2 separate regions of the Homo sapiens genome follow, and region 1 is linked to region 2. Evidence: read pairs that join two places in POLR2A ChIA-PET (ENCODE). Cell type or tissue: B cell. All regions are shown on one strand. Each heading gives the region's core, and the rest is flanking DNA. Links, peaks and the distances in the headings are about the cores only.

Evidence for each region. Peaks named below come from ENCODE experiments on the same cell type or tissue, not always from the same donor. Only the 100,000 strongest peaks of a DNase experiment are listed, where the experiment ranks them.
Region 1: POLR2A ChIA-PET joins it to region 2 with 6 read pairs; 3 of 35 experiments call an interaction of 5 or more read pairs at or near these places.

The regions. Positions count from the first base shown.
Region 1 is chr10:28,291,261-28,299,117 of GRCh38, reverse strand. The region is part of intron 1 of MPP7 (MAGUK p55 scaffold protein 7); the gene reads left to right. Among named protein-coding and RNA genes, the nearest start is that of MIR8086, 5.8 kb to the right of the region's middle. In B cell, for the core only: no CTCF peak of the experiment used is centred there; no DNase peak of the experiment used is centred there.
Region 2 is chr10:27,254,707-27,262,563 of GRCh38, reverse strand. It overlaps the pseudogene ODAD2P1. Among named protein-coding and RNA genes, the nearest start is that of ACBD5, 18 kb to the right of the region's middle. In B cell, for the core only: no CTCF peak of the experiment used is centred there; DNase peaks (open chromatin) are centred at 3,473, 3,663 and 5,043; H3K4me3 peaks cover 1,292 bases; H3K27me3 peaks cover 2,632 bases.

The DNA of each region.
Region 1 (7,857 bases), core at 1,602-6,601, 1.0 Mb before region 2:
TAAAAGTGCTACTCTGCTGAACGTCCAAATGATAAGAAAGTGAAACAGCCTTATTGCTAATATAGAGAAGGTTTTAGTGGTCTGGATAGAAGATCAGACCAGCCACAACATTCCCTTAAGCCAGCAGAGCAAAACCCTCTCTTCAATTCGATGAAGGCTGAGAGAGGTAAGGAAGTTACAGAAGAAAAGTTGGAAGCTAGAAGAGGTTGGTTCATGAGGTTTAAGGAAAGAAGCTGCTTCCCTAATGTAAAAGTGCAAGGTGAAGCAGCAAATGCTGATATAGAAGCTGTAGCATGTTATCCAGAATATCTAGCTAAGATCACTGATGAAGGTGGCTACACTGAACAACAGATTTTCAGTGTAGATGAAACAGCCTTATATTGGAAGAAGATGCCGTCTCGGACTTTCTTAGCTAGAAGGAAGTCAGTGCTTCACCTCAAAGGCCAGGCTGACTCTTTTGTTTGGAGCTAGTGCAGCTGGTGACTTTAAGTTGAAGCCACTGCTCATCTACCATTCCAAAAATTGTTAAGCGTCATGCAAAATCTACTCTGCCTGTGCTCTATAAATGGAGCGACAAAGCCTGGATGACAGTACATCTGTTTATGGCGTGGTTTACTGAATCTGTTAAGCTCACTGTCGAGACCCACTGCTCAGAAGAAAGGGTACCATTGAACAAGTGCTGCTCATTGACAATGCACCTGGTCACCCAAGAGCTCTGATGGAGATGTACAAGGAAATTAATGTTTTCATACCTGCTAACACAACATCCACTCTGTACCCATGGATCTAGGAGTCATTTCAACTTTCAAGAGTTATTATTTAAGAAGCACATCTTGTAAAGCTATAGCTGCCATAGATAGTGATTGTTCTGATGGATCTTGGCTAAGTAAATTGAAAACCTGGAAAGGATTCACAATTCTAGATGCCATTAAGGGCATTTGTGATTCAAAGGAGGAGGTCAAAATGTCACCATTAACAGGAATTTAGAAGAAGTTGATTCCAGCTCTCATGGATGACTTTGAGGGGTTCAAGACTTCAGTGGAAGAAGTACCTGCAGATGTGGTGGAAATAGTATACTGAGAACTAGAATTAGAAGTAGACCCTGAAAATATGACTGAATTGCTGCAATCTTATTATCAAACTCGAATGGATGAAGAGTTGCTTCTTCTGAATGAGCAAAGAAAGTGGCTTCTTGAGAGAGAGTCTATTCTTGGTGAAGATGCTGTGAGCATTGTTGAAATGACAATGAACGATTTACAATATTCTGTAAACTTGGTTAATAAAGCAGTGGCAGGGTATGATAGGATTGACTTCAATTGTGAATGAGGTTCTACTGTGGGTGAAATGCTACCAAAAGAGAGATCTTTTCTGAAAGGCAGAGTGAGTTGATGTGGCAAACTTCATTTTTTTTATTTTTTTGAGACGGAGTCTCGCTCTGTTGCCCAGGCTGGAGTGCAATGGCACGATCTTGGCTCACTGCAACCTCCGCCTCCCAGGTTTAAGAGATTCTCCTGTCTCAGCCTCCTGAGTAGCTGGGATTACAGGTGCACACTGCCACAGCTGGCTAATTTTTTATATTTTAGTAGAGATGGGGTTTCACTCTGTTGACCAGGCTGGTCTTGAACTCCTGAGCTCACGCAGTCCACCCACCTCAGCCTCCCAAAGTGTTAGGATTACAGGCGTGAGCCACAGCGCCCGGCCTTATTGTTTTCTTATTTTAAGAAATTGCCACAGCCATCCATCTTTCAGCAGCCAGCACCTTGTTCAGTCAGCAGCCATCAACATCAAGGCAAAATCCTCCACCAGCAAAAAGATTATGACTCCCTGAAGGCTCGGATGATCACTAGCATTTTAAAAAAATTATAAAGCATTTTAAAATTAAGAGCTAATGCTATTGCCAACATAATAGACTACAGTATACTGTAAATATAACTTCTATATGCACTTGGAAAGCAGAAACATTTCTGTTACCTTATTGCAGTGTTAGTTTTACTAAGGTGGTCTGGAATGGAACATGTGATATCTTCAAGGTATGCCTACGATTTCAGAAATAACCTCTCCTATTGAACCCTCTGATTCTTCCTGTGTTCAGAAACCCAGACCAAAGTGTAGATTTATTGGTCTTTATTTATGAGTAGTTGAATTTTTTTAATGTCTTGTGTTTTGTTTAAATTTTATGTAAACTGCGGCTTAGCTCTTTCAGCATAGTCTTATGCTTTGCTTTCTTAGATTACTGAGTCTTTAAAAGAACTGGTAAAGTGCATATGTGTGGAAAGATTATTTGCTACCTACTATGAACAGATACTTAAGTAAAAAAACAAAAACAAAAAAACCCAAGATGTTTTTTCCAGGCATATAAATGTTTTTTTCTTGAAGAGGCATTTAGTCTTTCTATTTACTAGAACATTATCAGCTTGCTTTACTTATGAAAGAGAGGAGACCATTCTTTTCTCTGTGAATTTAGGAGCTATTTGTCAGGCTTGTTTATTACTGATTGGGTTGCTTGTTACTGATTGTTAGAGAAGGGAGATGAAAATACATAGCAGTTGCGATATCCATTTTGGGTATAGAACTGGCAATGTTAGTGGAGATTAAAGACTAGCTGGTACGACTGCATTTTGCAAGATATTTTGAAGACAACTTTGGACTTTGAAAATGCAGGATAGGAATCTAAGTGAGAAAGTCTTTCAGTGGTTGGGGTGTGTGTGTGTTCACTTCAGTTGCACTGAACTGTGGGTGGGGAGGAGAGCAATAGTAAATTGTTTCTTACCAGAACACTGCCAGTTCTTAGGGGATTTGGTGGAGATTTGGGAGAGAGAAAATAAATAGGATTCAGCCCTTCTAGGAAGGTCATTCTTGGCAGTGCCTTCAGCCCTTAGGAGAGCGTGGGCATGGAAAAGGTGGGTGGTTGTAAGTAGCCAGGCAGATTAAAAGGCTGCTTCCTAGAGTTTTCTTTACCTTTGATGACCTTAATCAGGTCATTAAGCATTTTAAGACAGGTTTATAGCTCTCCTGTGGTCCAAGCTTGGACTAAGTACTCCTTAATCTTCAATTTTATGTTTTAAATTTTTGGAATAAGTAGAAACCTGAAATTTATAAAATTAATGACTTGAGTATGCGAGTGAATAGCTTCAGAGAGTTATTTGGCTTATGGAAGATTTCAGATTATGGTAGGTGCTTGAATATACTTATTTCTCATACTCTTTCTTCCATCCCTTTAACAACAAAAAAAGGCCTTATTAGAAATAGGCAAACTTGAATACACATAGAGCTGTACTGCTCAAATTGAGTACTTGAGTTGGGGAGAAAAGTCTCCCGGTCTAGATATAGCTTTGAAAAGAGAAGGATCAGGTAGGATGCCGTACACGGCAGGTGTGTGCAGGGACAGGGATAACGTTAACCCCTTTTGCTGTGAATATTGTCAGAGGGTCTGATGTGTAATTAGGCATTCCTTAGCTTCACTCCTGATAAAAACACACTCTTGGACAGTTTCTCTGTATGTGCACTTAAAGCAGTTTGAATCTTGTTAATCAAATATTTCTCGGGGTTGTAACTTCTTTTTTTGGCATTGGGAAGACTGTTGAAGTCATGTTGTAAAAATTTGGAGTTGAGCCTGGGATCAAAATTTGGAGTTATGGCCCAAGATTTATCAAGCTTCTGCTGATATTCAAAATATTGTTTTTTTCTCTTCCTATTATGGCTTCTGATTACTTCTGAAGAGTGAGTTCAGACCTCTGTGCTCTAACGCTCATCAGAGTACCCTTTTTGTACATAGTATAATCAGGATAGAGATTAGGCATTTTGTCAAGTTTGGGAGAAAGAAGTTGAGCAGTGAGGAAATGAACTAACACTGTTTTCGTTTCTTCATAGTCATTTTAAATAGGATACAAATTTTATATTTTAGAAGTTTCAAAATGGTAGTAATTTCACCTTTCACATTATGCTTAGTATGAAAAATTTCTACCAGTGGTTCTCAAACTTTAGCATACCTTGGGATCACACGGAGGGCTTGTGAAACCTTAGGCAGCTGCCTTCCAGCCCCAGAATTTCTGATCAGTCGGTCTGGGAGGGGAGGTCCTGGCGATTTGCATTTCTAATAAGTTCTAAGGCCATGTGCTACAGCCACTGCAGGGGCCAGCCACTCTAGGGGGAAACGTAAGTGTAGTGGTTAACACTTTGAAAGACCTGGGTTTGAATCTCTGCTCTGCTGCTTTCTAGTACTTTGACTTTAGGCAAGTTTCTTAACCTCTGTTGTTCCGTCTCTAAAGTGGAAATAATATAGTATTTTGTTGTGAATGTAAGTGGGCTCCAATGTGTAGAAGCTCAGGGAACAGGGCCTTGCAGATTGCAAGCATGCAATAAATGTTTTCTTTTATCCATAAAAACAGTACGTATATAAAATAAATAGGATCCTGCATCTTATACAATTGAAGCAAAGACAGAAAATTTAATACTTAACCTCATTTCCTGGCACTGTGCTGGGGAAAAAATATGATTACTCAATTACTTTTTAAGGAGTGAAGGAAAAGTTTGTGGATCCTAGTAATTTTCCAGAAACATTTTTTAGAGGCATAGCACATTCATATCGATGCTGCCTCCTCCCTCTTCCCCTTCAAAAAGTTTGCATTCTTTAATCACCGTATGTTGGACTCTCACAATAACCCTTATAGTTTACATTTTATATAACAGGTATTTTGAAGGTTGCTTCTGGGAGCTGAATGACAGGAAGTACCTGAAAGTCATCTTTAGAACACACTGTCGCCTGTACTATGACAACTTTGTATTTGATGACCTTGAACGCAGTTCTTCTCGAGACGGAGTCTTGCTCTGTCCCCCAGGCTGGAGTGCAGTGGTGTGATCTCAGCTCACTGCAGGTTCCACCTCCCGGCTTCACGCCATTCTCCTGCCTCAGCCTCCAGTTTAAAACATATTTAAACTGGACTACAGGCACCCGGCTAATTTTTTTGTATTTTTAGTAGAGACAGGGTTTCACTGTGTTAGCCAGGATTGTCTGGATCTCCTGATCTCATGATCCGCCCGCCTCGGCCTCCCAAAGTGCTGGTATTACAGGCGTGAGCCACCACGCCCAGCCCTTGAACGCAATTCTTTGGGATCTCATCTCTCGGCTTGCTGAATGCCTGGTTCATTTTCTTTCTGCAGACCTGCGGGATCTCACCTCTGGCTATCCTTTCATTAGTGAAACCCTCTTTCCATCACTTTCTGTCACTATCACTGTCTTACTTGTTAGCTGTTAACACTCTCTTATCATTATCTTATTTGTTTCCTTTTTATTGTTTCCTTCACTAGGACATAAACCCTATGAGGGTAAGGGCTTGATCTTTTGCTACTCGGTCGCTAGGATGGGATGCAGTTCCTGGTATGTAGAGACTGAATACCTGCTGGTTGGGTGAAGGGACCTGTGACGCGGAGCTGCCCCGCTCCGCTCCCTCCCCAGCTCAGGGGCTCGGACTGGAGTTAGCACTCACTTCATGGCACACTGTCATGATTGGTCCGTGTAGAGTCTCCCACCTTATTTTATTGTATCTTTCCCCTTCATCACCTATCCCCATTCATGTTCTTCCTTGCCCCCAGGGGACCCTCTCTCTGGCATATGCATAATTCCCTTAAGTACGACCAGATTGTTATCTCATTGACACTTTCACCAGCTGTTGCTCCCTGCATTCTTGCTGGCATGTGGCATTTTCTGACCTTATAATTTTTTCCAATCTGATGCAACAGATGGAGCAATCCAGCACAAAGTGATATGTTATTGTTCTTATTTGCAGCTATCTGATTACTAATGCAGTGGAATATCCTATCGTATACTGTGTGTGTTTTTCCTCGGTTGAGTTCGCCATTTATATATCCTTTGCCTCTTTTTCTGTTAGCTTTTCATATCTGTTTCCCATTTTTCTGCCCTAATTTATAGCAGTTTTCTTCTTTTTTCAGTCTCTCGTTGGATTTTAAATGGTATACGCATCTTTTGTTTTTCACCTGTCAGATTTTTTCTTTGAAATCTTTCATTAAACGGAATCTTTAATTTTGTTATGATCCAACCTTTTTTTTTTTTTTTTAACCTTCTGGGTCTTGTGTAGGAAATATTTCTCCATTCCTAGTTAACAAAGTTATGTTTCTGTATTTTCTTCTATGGCAAACGAATTTTCCCAAATCTCATTTACTAAATAACCTAGTGGTTTGTGATGCTACCTGTATCATATGTCAAGATCCACACACTCGTATATATGCACACAGAGACACAGACACACACATTCTCTCTCTCTCACCTTTTTAGGCTCCCTGCTCTGTTCTGATCAATTTGTCTGTTTCTGTTCTAATTTCACAGTGGATTTTGCTTTTATTTTTATTGCTACAACTTGTTTATATATTTTGATATCTAGAAGAATGACTCCCTCCTGTGTTATTTTAAAAACATATTTAAACTGGTAGTTTTCAACCATGGCTTTATATTAGAATTTGCTAGGTAGCTTTTAAAAAAATATGTCCCATTGACCACAGATGAACTGAATTATAATCTCTAGAGAGTGGAGTCTAGCAATTGTATTTTTTAAAATCTCCTCTGGTGACACTGATCTATATCCCGAGTGGAAACCACTTATCAGTGGTATTAATGTTTTATTCAATGGAGGTCAGATTTTTTTTTTTTTTCCGTAATGATCTTGTCTTCTTTGTTACAGTAAGAGACCCTAGTTCAGCTTCTGTTTCTACTGTGAATGCCATTTTTTCTTCTGTTGTATTTTCTATTGTTTATTTCCCCTGGTGTAGGGGAATCCTACATATATCGACAACTATGCATCACTTAACAGGGATATGTTCTGAGAAATGTGTCATTAGGTGATTTCGTCATTGTGTGAACATCGCAGACTGCACTTACACAAATGTAGATAACACAGCCTACTACACACCTAGGTTATATGGTATAGCCCGTTGCTCCTAGGCTACAAACCTGTGCAGCAGGTTACTGTCCTGAATACTGTAGGCAACTGGAACATAATGGTATTTGTATATCTAAACATCTGTAAACATAGAAAAAGTATAGTAAAAATATGGTAAAAAAGATTAAACATGGTCCACCTGCATGGGACACGTTACATGTGTCTGGACTGGAAGTTGCTCTGGGTGAGTCAGTGAGTGGGTGGTGAGTGAATGTGAAGGCCTAGGGCATGACTGTACACTCACTACTGTAGACGTTATAAGCACTATGTCTAGGCTACACTATGTTCATTTAAAAAGTGTTTTTTCTTCAGTAATAAACAAAGCTTAGCTTAACTTTTTTGCCTGATAAACTTATAAATGGTTTTTAACTTTTGACTCTTTTGTAATAACACAGCTTCAAACACAAGCACATTTTATAGTGTACAAATATATTTTCTTTTATTAAAAAAATTTTTTAAAATGTAAAACTAAGACACAAACACACACTTTAGCCTAGGCCTACACAGGGTCAGGATCATCAGTATTACTGTCTTTATTTAATTTTTTTTTTTGAGACAGTGTCTCTCTCTGTCTCTGTCGCCCAGGCTGGAGTGCAGTGGTGCGATCTTTGGCTCACTGCAACCTCTGCCCCACTGGGTTCAAGGGATTCTCGTGCCTCAGACTCCCAGGCAGCTGGGATTACAGGCATGTGCTACCACACCTGGCTAATTTTTCTATTTTTAGTATAGACGGCGTTTGCCATGTTGTCCAGGCTGGTCTTAATCTCCTGGCCTCAAGTGATCCACCCGCCTCAGCCTCCCAAAGTGCTGGGATTACAGGCGTGAGCCACCGTACCCTGCCAATATCAGTCTTAATCCCTAGTTAATGTTTCTAGCTGTCATCCTATCCAAAGGAGCTACTTTT
Region 2 (7,857 bases), core at 1,389-6,388:
AATGCTCCTTTGAGCCAGGACTCACATTGTTTAGAATTATACTATTAAACTGAATATTGTTATCCTGACTTTCTTATAGTGATAATACCTGCATCATCACAATGATGACTGAAGAACATGATTCTGATAGCTCTGGTTTCCCCAAGTGCCTTCTGAGTTATAAAAAAAAAAAAAAGAAATAGAATAAGAACAGTATTGTGAAATATAATTTTTTTCTGAAAATTGATGTAGGAAACATTGATCCTATTACCAGACTATCTGGACAATCCAAATACTATATTCTCTGCCCATATATCCTGCCCAGAATGACATTTTACTGTAATTTGCAACCTTCTTAAGAGTTAATGTGAGAGAGGTAGGAATAAGTGAGAGTCTTTCTGCCTTTTTATCTAAATTAGTTACCGGAAGAGTCTAGCAGTAAAATTTAAAACAAATTCAAGTGAAACAAACTTCACATTGGCTAAATAGAAATTAGTCTGTAAAAGAAGATCTTTTAAAAAATAACAGTATCTGTAACATTAAATAAGAGCCAAGTTAGAACGCAACTTCTGACTTTAATTTATAATGAACATTTAAGGCTTTTTTTGCAGATAAGCTATATTTGTTTCCTTTGTCATTGTAATAACACTTGTTGATAAAATATTTCTTCCATAATGTTAGATGAATGGTTATACAATTAAAAATAGAATAAAATTAGGTTTTTTCCGATCATTATATTTTTACAAAGGCTCAAAGTACAAAGATTAGACTTGGAGATTTTACATTCTGCACTGTATTAAATCTTAGAACTATCTATTAAATTCAATCACAGGAGATCATTGGATCACAACAGGGCAGTACTTTCTGCTGATAGAGTATAGAAATATTATAGAGATGTCTAGTTACCAACACGATAGGAAAGGGGGCATTATCAGCCTTTAGTGATGAGGACCAAGGATGTAAAATACCCTTCTGTGCAGGACAGTACCTCAGAAGGAAGAATTCTGCTGTAACCTCCAGGTATCTGATAAGTGAAAAGCTTCAGATAAGCACTACCTGAGCCTAGAGTTTTTCTACACTTTGCAAAAATCGCAAAGTATTTTGTCACAGTTTTATTATACCCTGAATTTTCCAGAATTGTAGCTTTCATAAATGAAAGGAAGGTAGTACATACTTTGTTTTACATGGAATTTTACCAAGACATCATTGATAGCAAGGTTATTTGAGAAATTTAAGTTGCAATGGCACGTCTGTTACCAGTCTGCATTTGGGGCTGCTGTGTTTACAGTAATTCTGTGTAAGGCTGGACATCTGACTACTTCCTTATATACTCTAGCGTAGTGGTAACTCAAGCGTTTACATGCTGATATTTTATTACAATTATTTTCTTTATAGTTAGCACGCTATTGATATTGAAAACTTTATTAAATATGTACGATTATAATCTATGATCTTGATTTCAGGATCGTAAAGCAGCATTACAAAATTTTGTTATAAAAACCGAGTACTGGATCAGATAGGGTCGAGAACAACTGATCCAGACATATATACCAAAGTGTTCATGAAATAAAGCGTAGAAGTTAGTGCACGAATTTGTTCTGGGCGTTTGTTTTAGTATTCCAGCATTTTGTTTCTATTGCTAACTGATGAGAAATGCTTTAAACACATAAACATGTTCTGATGTGTATGTGTGAGACTTGCGTTTCCCAACGTTGCATAAAATAAGCACAAATAAGTGTAAAATAGTGTAAAATAACTGCAAATAGCTTTATCTTACACAGAAAGACAGGTGAACAGCTCGTCTTTAATCTTAAGCATAACATTTGTTTTGGTAATCTTATAAAGATTGCTTCTTGCACATTTTTAAAGAAAAAATGTGAAATTAAACAGATTATTAACGCTATACTAGTCAATATACCATATAGTAACTTCTTGAAGGACCCTTAGCACAGAACTAAGAAATGCAAAATCGTTCTTATTTCCGTCAAGATAAATTTTGACAGAAATGTAGCATTTGAATCTACTCAAATTGTATTTCCAAGTCCAGTGAACGGTAGCAATGCACAGTTTTATTAAAGAAGGTTGGTCAGCTTAAGAAAACCTCAGGGTGAGGCCGGGCGCGGTGGCTCACGCCTGTAATCCCAGCACTTTGGGAGGCCAAGGCGGGTGGATCACGAGGTCAGTAGTTCAAGACCAGCCTGACCAACATGGTGAAAAGCCCGTCTCTACTAAAAATACAAAAATTAGCCAGCTTGGTGGCGCGCGCCTGTAATCCCAGCTACTGAGGAGGCTGAGACAGGAGAGTCATTTGAACCCAGGGAGGTGGAGGTTGCAGTTAGCCGAGATCGCGCCACTGCACGCCAGCCTATGCGACAGAGTGGACTCCATCTCAAAAAGAAAAAAAAAAAAAAAAAACCCTCAGGGTGGCCTATGACAATCCAGAAGGCAAGTTCAATGTTATTAGAAAATAAATAAATGGTGTTCCAAAATGGTCGGTATAACTCAAAACTAAGATTTTAAAATCAAAAGCAGTTGCTCCCCAGTTCCTACCCATTGCCAATCCATTAGCTCTTTTGGCTTAAGAACCATAGTTAAAATGAATCCATGTAAATAGCACATACCTTTGAAGTAAAGAAAATAAGTTTAAAGATTAAAAAGGAAAAAGCTTTGATTACGTGTTTACATAAACTGGGAATCAGTTAACACTCATTTTTCTCTCTATCCAATAGATACCATAGATTGTTTTTCTTTCTAATGGTCAATTTTAAGCTTCCAGCATCATTAGTGAAATAAAACCCATTCGGGAATCATGTCGTTAACACTTATGCAGAAGCACGACCGAATTCTTTAGGGGGCTATGGAAAGGCAGCCATCAGCTCTGAGATCTATGAATGTGATTGGTAACATCCACCGGGAGTCCGCGCATACACGGCTTTCTGAGAATGCAGAAGTTACTCAGTAAGACCTACAGAAAATCGAACTTTTAGAACTGGCATGAACAGGGCCCTAAGTAAAATCAAAGCTAAGCCTAGTGTGGGATGACGGCCCCCACCAGACTCGTTACAAGAAGGGGGCGTCAGAGCTGAGACCCTAAGTTTCCAAGAATGGATTCGGTAAAGGGACGAGGTGGGAAGTGACGGCGAACACCACGTTGGGAGCGGGAGGCCGAGCTGCAAGGGCGAAGGAGAAAGATGGGCTCGCGGAAGGAGAGACAGGGAAACAGCGGGGTAAGTGGAGAACCGATCCGGGAGGTGATGGGTCCAGGGTAGTGCAGAGAGGGGCGCAGGGACTGAGGAGCAGACGGTCCCCAACCGAGGGCCGAGGCAGGGTCTCGCGGGGAGGAAGGAGCGAGATGGGCCTGGGAGAGAAAAGGGGAGGGGGCAGGTCTCGGCCCCCGGGAGGGAAAGGGAAGCAGGCGAGAGCAGCAGCGGCGGGGCCGGAGAGCGGCCCCGGTTTCCCGATCTACGCGGCCGGCTGCAGAGCCCCCATGGGGTGGGCCTGGGGACCCCCGGCCGAAGTCACCTGCAGCGCCCTGCCCCGCCGCAGTCGGCGCCCACCTGTTGCTAGGACACCACTCAACCCCGGGCGCCCTACGGCCGCGTAAAGCTGCGCCGTCGGCTGAGGCCTCCCGGGTTTGTGCCCTCCCTCGGGCGCCGCCCCAGCCCTCCGCTCCCAGTCTCACCGGCCACGATCGCAGCCCCGTCCGTCACCGCGGTCCGGGGACCTCCGCGCATCCAAGATTCCCGCGGACTCGCTGCACCGAATGCCCACGCCAGAGACGCTCTGCGCCCGCGCTGGGTTCCACCCGCGCCGGCCACCTGCTGCTTTCCACTCGGCCCCTCCCGGGAAACACTTTCATTCAACTCTGCATTTCCCTTTCTCAGACACTCTTATACAACTCCCCAGTATGCATCCCAACTCACTCCACGCGGTAGGAAAGGTTGACCTTCACGAAGGTCGTGAGCAGTTGTGGGGTCGGGGACAAGTTAGCAGAAACTTAAAATAGAGCAGAAAGGAAAGAGAAAATATTCCTTAGAAACCCTTTTTACATTTCTCCACAGGCTTCCAGACAAGTGCGTTGTATGTACCTGAAATCTTCACTGAGTACCCCCAAATAGCATAGGGCTTCTCCTAGGATATTTGAGGCTTACATGTTTCTCTCCAAAAAACGAATATGTTAGAATACTCTGATACTCACCTGGAAAGCAGAAAGCGCTCTTCAATAGGGCAGAGGATCGGAGTGAAATGAAAACACGTCCCCCATCTCTTTTTTTAAATGGCTTTTACCTTTGTCCATTAAGATGGTTTTGACCCCACCTCTAGACACCCTACCAGCAAGAGTCCCAACTGGAAAACCAGTGAGGGACAAGGGAGTAGGAATATTGAGGCGGGGGTGGGTGGGGAAGAATGCACTATCTTGGGGTGGAGGGAGACTGTGCTTAGAGGCCAGTGCCAGAGCATTTACGATGATGGGATGTTTCGGAATTGAAACTGGATTCTTTTCCAGATGCCAAAGAGGCAAATGTGGAATGTCCTCAGGATATCACCTGTCATTATACGGATACAGCTCAAAGCAGAACCTTCCTGCAAACATGTAGGGATATGAGACCTAAATATTTGTCCTTTATTTTCAGTTTTTTGGAGGGTCGGGTGTGTCCAGAATTGCTGGGTTCTTGGCCTCGCTGACTTGAAGAATGAAGCCGCAGACCCTGGCGGTGAGTGTTAACAGTTCTTAAAGATGGTGCGTCTGGAGTTTGTTCCTTTAGATGTTCAGACGTGTCTGGAGTTTCTTCCTTCCGGTGGGTTTGTGGTCTTGCTGGCCTCAGGAACGAAGCTGCAGACCTTCATGATGAGTGTTACAGTTCATAAAAACGGTGCGCGTCTGGAGTTGTTTGTTCCTCCTGGTGGGTTAGTGGTCTCACTGCCTTCAGGAGTGAAGCCGCAAACCTTCACAGTGAGTGTTACAGCTCACAAAGACAGCACAGCCCCAAAGACTCAGCAGCAACAACTGTTATTGCAAAAAGCGGAAAGAACAAAACACACCGTCAGGAAGACGACCACAGTAAGCTGCGGTGGCTAGCGCAGGCAACCTGCTTTTATTCCCTTATCTGGCCCCACCCACATCCTGCAGATTGGTCCATTTTAAAGAAAGCTGATTGGTCCGTTTTACAGAGAGCTGATTGGTCCGTTTTGACAGGGTGCTGATTAGTGTTTACAATCCCTGAGCTAGACACAGAGTGCTGATTGGTGCATTTACAATCCTCTAGCTAGACATAAAAGTTCTCCAAGTCCCCACTAGATTAGCTAGACACAGAGCACTGATTGGTGCATTTACAAACCTTTAGCTAGACACAGTGCTGATTGGTGCGTTTACAATTCTCTAGCTTGACATAAAAGTTCTCCAAGTCCCCACCAGATTAGCTAGATACAGAGTGCTGATTGGTGCATCCACAAACCCCTGGAGCTAGACGTAGAGTGCTGATTGGTGCATATACAATCCTCCAGCTAGACATAAAAGTTCTCCAAGTCGCCAAGCGACTCAGGAGCCCAGCTGGCTTTACATAGGCCTGGTGGATCCTGCGCCATGGGCCGCGGGCGGAGCTGACCTTCAGTCCCAGGCGGTGCGCGGGCACTCCTTAGCCCTTGAGGGGTCAATGGGATCTGGCGCTGCAGAGCAGTGGGCAGTGCGCCCATGGCGGGGAGGAGCCAGGGGAGGAGCGGGGGAAGAGGGGGTGGGGGAAGCGGGGCGGGAGCGGGGGGGGCGGGGCGGGAGCGGGGGAGGGGGGCGGGGCGGGAGCGGGGGTGGGGGGCGGGGCGGGAGCGGGGGTGGGGGGCGCGGGGCGGATTTGGGCATATGCCGCAGGCTGCAGGTCCTGAGCCCTGACCCGCGGGTAGGCGGCTGAGGCCCAGTGAGAATTCGAGAGTGGTGCGCGCAGGCCGGCAGTGCTAGGGGTCCCGGGGCATCCTCCGCAGCTGCTGGCTTGGTGCTAAGCCCCTCACTGCCCTGGGCACTCCAAGTGCAGGTCCCGCCGAGCCCACGCCCACCCGGAACTCACGCTGGCCCGCGAGTGCTCTGCGCAGCCCCAGTTCCCACCCGCGCCTCTCCCTCCAGGCCTCTCCCTCCATACCTTCCGGCAAGCAGAGGGAGCTGGCTCAGGCCTCGGCCAGCCCAGACAGGGGCTCCCACAGTGCAACGGCGGGCTGAAGGGCTCCTCAAGCGTGGCCAGAGTGGAGGCTGAGGCCAAGGAGGCACGGAGAGCGAGCAAGGGCTGCTAGCGTGTTGTCGTCTCTCAGGGGGATGGAGTCTGGCTCTGTCACCTAGGCTGGAGTGCTATCTCTGCTTACTGCAACCTGTGCCTCCCAGCTCACTGCAACCTTTGCCTCCTGGGTTCAAGTGATCCTCCGGCCTCAGCTTCCTGAGTAGCTGGGATTACAAACATGTGCCACCATGCCCAGCTAATTTTTGTACTTTTAGTAGAGACAGGGTTTCACCATGTGGGCCAGGCTGGTCTCAAACTCCTGACCTCAAGTGATCCGCCCACCTAGGCCTCCCAAAATGCTAGGATTACAGGTGTGAGCCACTGCACCTGGCCTGTTTTGGGTTCTTTTCTTCTCTTTTTGAAAGTGCAAAAGTTGTTGGGAATTGAATAGTTTCGCCTAAAGGAGCTTCTACCTGCAGAGAAGCTTAGGCTTGCAACCAGTGAGAAAGGGGCTTATGCTAATAGGTATATAGCCTGGGCAACAGCACAAAAACTCTGTCTCAAAAAAAAAAAAAAGTATAGTAAATTATGAAAAAGAATAAGCATCTTCAACAATAAAGAATGAAAAAAATAAAAACTATACTCCACAATTAGAAAACAATAACTCTTAGGTTGTTAAAATATTTTTTGATATATTTTAAATAAGACACCCTCAATATATGTGCAGAAAAGATTATATTAGTATAGGAAACAGCTGTGATTATAGATATATAAACTAGAGAAATGCTAGTCAGAAATAGGTTTATCAGAAGAGAGAAGAAATTTTTATTTGAGTAAATGTAGAGTCTATAATTTAAAATTATACAATGGTTTTTTTATTAAATGTTTATTCAAATATAAAAACAAAAGCTTATAAATAGACCAAAAGAAATATTGTTGGTTTATAATCAGGTTCATAGGAACTAAAACAGAGTAATTAGATGAGAGAGTGTGCAAATGATTGTGTTATTTTAGTAAAAATATCTAACACTGTACCTTACAAATTAAAAATATACTTTTTAAAGGTCAACAAAAAATTATTGTGCTTCACATTTTTAAAACTTACCCTTCTTGTAGTATAGTTTGAAGTCAGGTAGCGTGATGCCTCCAGCTTTGTTCTTTTTGCTCAGGATTGTCTTGGCTATACGGGCTCTTTTTTGGTTCCATAAGAAATTTAAAGTAGTTTTTTCTAATTCTGTGAAGCAAATCAATGGTAGCTTGATGGGGATAGCATTGAATCTGTAAATTACTTTGGGCAGTATGGCCATTTTCATGATATTGATTCTTCCTATTCATGAGCATGGAATGTTTCCATTTGTTTATGTCCTCTTTTATTTCCTTGAGCAGTGGTTTGTAGTTCTCCTTGAAGAGGTCCTTCACATCCCTTGTAAGTTGGATTCCTAGGTATTTTATTCTCTTTGTAGCAATTGTGAATGGGAGTTCACTCATGATTTGGATCTCTATTTTTGGTGTATAGAATGCTTGAGATTTCTGCACATTGCTTTTGTATCCTGAGACTTTGCTGAAGTTGCTTATCAGCTTAAGGAGATTTTGGGCTGAGACGATGGGTTTTCCAAATATACAATCATGTCATCTGCAAACAGAGACAATTTGACTTCCTCTCTTCCTATTTGAATAC